Regions from separate parts of the Homo sapiens genome. Here region 2 is linked to region 1. A link is an interaction called in ENCODE POLR2A ChIA-PET data of the cell type or tissue named here. Cell type or tissue: OCI-LY7. All regions are shown on one strand. Each heading gives the region's core, and the rest is flanking DNA. Links, peaks and the distances in the headings are about the cores only.

Region 1 (2,921 bases), core at 205-2,704:
TTCGTGGGAGGAGGTCAAAATATCAACATTAATGGGAGTCTGGAACAAGGAGATTCCAAACTTTGAGAGGCAACTTTAGATCAATAGATGACTTTAAGGGGTTCAAGACTTCAGTGGAGGAAGTAACTGCAGATGTACTGGAGATAGGAAAAGAACTAGATTTAGAGGCAGAGCCTAAAGTGTGACTATATTGTTGCAATCTCATGATATAACTTGAACGGATGAGGAGCTGCTTCTTATGGATGAGCAAAGAAAGTGGTTTTCTGAGATGGAGACTACTCCTGATGCAGATGCTGTGAATACTGTTGAAATGACAACAAATGACTTGAAATATTACAGAAACTTAGTTTGTAAAGCGGTGGCAAATTTGAGATGATTGACTCCAAATTTGAGAGAAGTTCCACTGTGGGCAATGCTATAAAATAGCATCACATTTGATAGCACTGCAGAGAAGAGAATAGCTTATCAAGGTGGCAAACTTCAATGTTTTCTTGTCATAAGAAATTGCCACAGCCACCAAAACCTTACCCCACCACCACCCTCATCAGTCAGCAGTCACCAACATTGAAGCAAGACCTTCTACCAGCAAAAAGTTTAAGACTTGCTGAAGGCTTAGATAATCATAAGCATTTTTTTTAGCAAGAAAGTATTTTCAATTAAGATATGTACATTGATTTTGTAGACATAATGCTATTGCATATTTAATAGACTATAGTGAGGTATAGATGTAGCTTTTATATGCATTGAGAAACAAATTCATGTGACTTGCCTTATTGTGATATTTGCTTTATAGCAGCAGTCTGGAACAGAACACACAGTATCTCTGAAGTGTCTGTATTTCCTCAGTTAATGTTTTGGCCACTGATGAGATTTTATATTCCGATGATCCAGCAGGCATCGCTCCTTGTTTCAGAAACTACACAAAATTGGAAACAGAATCAACCAGGCAAAAGATGACTAAAATCTGCAGAGGGAAGTATGGCTGGTAAGATTAGAGAGGACCTAAACCATACAATATATCACAAGGTGCACTTCAAGGGTGTAATTAAGATGACTCTCTACATAGGTGATTCTTAGCCCAGATCATCTAGGAAACTGAAACAAATACCAGTGCTCAATCAACGGCCAGAGATTTCTACTGAATTACTCTGGGAGGTGGGCACACAGACATCTTAGCCAGTTTATCTCCACATAGTGGTAATAACACATGATGAAAATATGGTGGAAATAGTAATAGGTCCAGAAGTGGACTAAGTCCTCCTCTAAATCCCCACACCAGGCCCTGTAATGCATTCCAGGATATCCAGAATCAAGATCTCATGAAGAACAACCAATCCATCTCAGTCCCATATTGCCATGCTGACAACTGAAGAGAGAATCTATAAAGCCTTAGCTAATTGCATTCTAAGTGCCAAAGATGGTTTAGTTCATAACCACCATCCAGGTGTCAATTTTCCTTGTTCTGTGGCAGGGCTGCTAGGTAAAGTGGCCTGGGTCTCTAAAACTAAAGATTCTTCAATTTTCTCAAAGCTCAGATGTAAGAAGTAGAGGAGATAGGAGCATTGATGGAACCAGGAACCACTTGCTGGACATGCTGAAAAAGATGGTCAGAGTAGAGCCTAGTATAAGATCATTCCAGAGACAACACCAGAATTTGTACATGGTGGGAATGGGAATAGTCCTTCAAAAACTGTCTTAATGTTATAATTGCATAGCAAAAAACACTCCCTAGACAAAGCTTTTTTTGCAATACAAGAAATTATGGAGGCATGAGAGGCTGATACAGATTATGGGGTAAACCACACATCTGAGCCCTCTATTTGTGATGCCTTGTGATGGCTTCAGAATTGGCTTTCTGTAAATGCAATGCTTGAACCCAAAGGTCAGCAACAGAGGGAAAGGATGGATCCTCTAGTATGGTCACTGCCACAAGCCTTGAAGTGATGCTTTTGGGATAAACAGCAGTCGTCTAACCAGAGGGTTATAGTTCTTAGAGTTTATTTCTTTATGTTTACCAACACAATCACCCCTCAAGGTGTTGGGTTAGTATTGTTTTCAGAAAGTGCCACCTCATGGACTCAGAATCCTCATCCTCTACTTTTTCCTCATTGTCTACTTTGATAGCTAATTTTTTGACCCTGAAAGCATCAAAATTTTTATTATCCTTATCTACAGGACAACTTGCCATGTACTTGCTCCTCCAAGGGAGACTAACTCCAGGGATTCCATGGTAATTTTCTGTCTTAATATTTAGAGTTGCCACTTATCACTCTAAAGTTAAGAGAAAATATGGATACATAGATTTATTTACATTTGAGTTCTGAGCAATTCCATAATTTGCATTTAATCCCCTGAGCACCTTCAGATAGAGGTTTACATACACAGTAGGGATAATTAACTTTTATAAATGTAGATGCTTTAATATTTAAACTTAAAAGAATACATCTAATGAGGACAACACTTTAAATCAGTGTTTCCCAAACTGTTCTGCAGAACTGGGAACAAACAGTATGCCACACACACATAACAAACAGTTAACACACACATGCACACAGGATTTACTGGTGTGGGAAATGCTGTCTTAAACAAATGTAAACTGGCTTATTTACTCTAAGATTGCAAAAGTTTGTGCTAATTAACATTAGGAGGATATATTTTAACACACTTTTCAAATGTATTCAACCAATCAATCCATTTTGAATGATCATGAGATGAGACTAGTGTTTTTTAAAAAGAACTTCAGAAAATGTGTTCAACATAACGAACTGGGAAGCCACGAACTTCTGAATCCCAGACACAGTTCTCATTCCAACTCCATCACTTTCCCAGCTGCATGACCATAGTCAAACCACTTGATTTCTTGAGTAGAAACAGGATAAATAAAATCTGTCTCACAAAGTTGCTCAGAGATTAAAAGAGAT
Region 2 (2,921 bases), core at 259-2,758, 400 kb before region 1:
TCTGTACCTTTTAAGTGCAGCATTTAGGCAATTTACATTCAGTGTTAGTTTTGAGTTGCGTGGCACTATTCTATACAATTTGCTAGTCATTGCCTGAATACCTTGTTGTTGTTTTTTCATTGTGCTATCCTGTGAGGTTTATGCTTTGAGGAGGTTCTATTTTGGTGTATTTTGGGGTTTTGTTTCAAGATTTAGAGCTGCTTTTAGCATTTTTTATAGTGCTGGCTTGGTAGTGGTGAATTTTCTCAGCATTTGTTTGTTTGAAAAAGACTGTATTTTTCCTTCATTTATTAAGCTTAGTTTCACTGTATATAAAATTCTTGGCTGATAATTGTTTTGTTTAAGAAGGCAAATGATAGGACCCCAATCCTTCCTAGCTTGTGGGGTTTCTGCTGAAAAATCTGCTGTTAATTTGATAGGTTTACCTTATGCTTTTGCCTCACAGCTCTTTAGGTTCTTTCCTTTGTCTTGCCTTTAGATAACTTGATGACTATGTGCCTAAATGATGATCTTTTTGTAATGAATTTCCTGGGTGTTCTTTGAGCTTCTTGTATTTGGATGTCTAGATCTCTAGCAAGACCAGGAAGTTTTCATTGATTATTCTCTCAAATATGTTTTCCAAACTTTCAGATTTATCTTCTTTTTTGGGAATATCAGTTATTCTTAGTTTTGGTCATTTAATATAATGCCAAACTTCTTGGAGGCTTTGTTCATTTTTTTTTTTTTTTTCATTCTTTCTTCTTTGTCTTTGTCAGACTGGGTAATTCAGAAGCCTTGTCTTTGAGCTCTGGAGTTCTTTCTTCTACTTGTTCTATTCTGTTATTGAAACTTTCCAGTGTATCTTGCATTTTGTTAAGTGTGTCCTTCATTTCCAGAAGTTGTGATTGTTTTTGTATTTATGCTATCTATTTCTATTGAGATTTTCCATCTATATCCTGTATCATTTTTAAACTTTCTTTAAGTTTGTGTATACCTTTCTCTGGTGCCTCCTTGCATAGCTTAATAATTGACCTTCTGAATTCTTTTTCTGGCAAATCAGAGACTTCTTCTGGATTGGATCCATTGCTGGTGAACTGGTGTGATCTTTTGGGGGTAAAAAAGAACCTTGTTTTGTCATATTACCAGAATTGATTTACTGGTTCCTTCTCATTAGGATAAACTATATCAAAGGAAAGATTTGGGGCTCAAGGGCTGTTGTTTAGATTCTTTTGTCCCATGTGGTGATCCTTTGATGTAATAATTCTCTCCTCCTTCCCCTAGGGATGAGGATTCCTGAGAGGTGAACTGCAATGATTGTTATTTATCTTCTGGGTCTAGCCAACCAGCAGAGCTACCAGGCTCTCAGCTGGTACTGTGCAATGTCTGCAAAGACTCTTGTGGAGTGATCTGTGTTCAGGTCTCTCAACTATAGATACCAGCATCTGCTCCCATGGAGGTAGCAAGGGAGTGAAGTGGTTTCTCTGTGGGACCTTAGTTGTAGTTTTGTTTAATGCACTGGTTTTCTCAAATGTTGGTTGTGCTGGCAGTAAAGTTGTCATGTGGACAGACTCTGGACCTCTGGTTAGCCAGGATATTACAGGCGGTGGAGTTAGCTGTTGATTTCTCCTTTCTTAGGACGGGGTTGTTCTATTATGAGTTACTGTAATGGTTTGAATTGGTTGGCCTCCAGCCAGGAGGTAGCACTTTCAAAAGAGCATCACTTTCAGTAGTATAGGGAGGATATAAGCTTGCCCTAGGGTCGCTTGGGTAAGTATTTGGGTTTCTCAGGTGGTGAGCAGGGCCATAGAGCTCCCAAGAGATTATGTCTTTTGTCTTTGGCTACCAGGGTGGGTAGAGAAAGACCATGAGGTGGGGGCAGGGTTAGGCATGTCTCAGCTCAGACTTTCATTGGTCAGGGCTTGCTGTGGCAGCTGTGGGGGATGGGGGTGTGGTTCTTAGGCCAATGGAGTCATGTTCCCAGGGGGATTATGGCTGCCTCTGCTGCATCATACAGGTCTGCAGGGAAGTGGGGAAAAACCAGCAATGACAGGCCTCACCCAGTTCCCATGCAGCCAGAAAGGCCGATTTCACTCCTTTGTACTACCCCAACAGCACCAGGTTTACATCTAGGCAGCCAGTGAGCAGGGCTGAGAACTTGCCCTAGGCTACAAACTTCCCCACTGAGGAAACAAACAGCGCTTTCAGGCTTCACCCCTCCCAGTCTGCGGTGGATTCTGTGCTGGTATCTGCATTTCCCATTCACCCCCTCACCCCCCACCCAGATTCTATCCAAGTAAATTTGCATTCAAGTAAACATATTACAATGTTCAGCTAGAAGTTTCCTTCTCCTAGTGGTCTTTCTGCAATTCCACTGGCAGCCCTCCCCAAGGACCCCTGTGAGAGAAAGTCAGAAATGGCTTCCCTGGCCTTCCTTGTGGGCCGGGAATGCCTACAGGGCTCTTCCAGCTGCTGCTTCTACTTGTCTATTTCACTCAGCTCTCTAAATTTATATTTATATAAATTTATATATTTATATTTCAGCTCTAGGTAAGGTTAGATTCTTCTCCCACAATATGGATTTTCAGATTCCCCAGTGAGGATGTATGTTCAGAGACTGACATCCTCTTTCACACTTTGAGATTTTTTGGCTGTCTCATCGAGTTTGCAGTGGCAAACCGCTTCTTTCAAAGGGTATGTGAATTCTTTCGCTTTTCCTGGTGTGTCCCTGCAGTAGTTCTTGGAGCAGAAGTTCACAATATGAGTCTGTACACACTGTTCTGTCTGTCCAAGTGAGAGCTGCAAGTTGGTCCTGTTTCCTATAGCTATTTTTACAGAAATACTTTATTGAGCAACTGCTATCTGACAGCTATGTGTCACAACTGGAATTACCTACATAAATAACACATGAGCCTTGATTCCAATAAAAGATTGAGTTGTTAATT

Evidence for each region. Peaks named below come from ENCODE experiments on the same cell type or tissue, not always from the same donor. Only the 100,000 strongest peaks of a DNase experiment are listed, where the experiment ranks them.
Region 2: POLR2A ChIA-PET joins it to region 1 with 14 read pairs; 2 of 35 experiments call an interaction of 5 or more read pairs at or near these places.

Annotation. Positions count from the first base shown.
Region 1 is chr2:165,445,652-165,448,572 of GRCh38, forward strand. No RefSeq gene overlaps it. Among named protein-coding and RNA genes, the nearest start is that of CSRNP3, 23 kb to the right of the region's middle. In OCI-LY7, for the core only: no CTCF peak of the experiment used is centred there; no DNase peak of the experiment used is centred there.
Region 2 is chr2:165,042,972-165,045,892 of GRCh38, forward strand. No RefSeq gene overlaps it. Among named protein-coding and RNA genes, the nearest start is that of SLC38A11, 89 kb to the left of the region's middle. In OCI-LY7, for the core only: no CTCF peak of the experiment used is centred there; a DNase peak (open chromatin) is centred at 1,750; H3K27ac peaks cover 1,128 bases.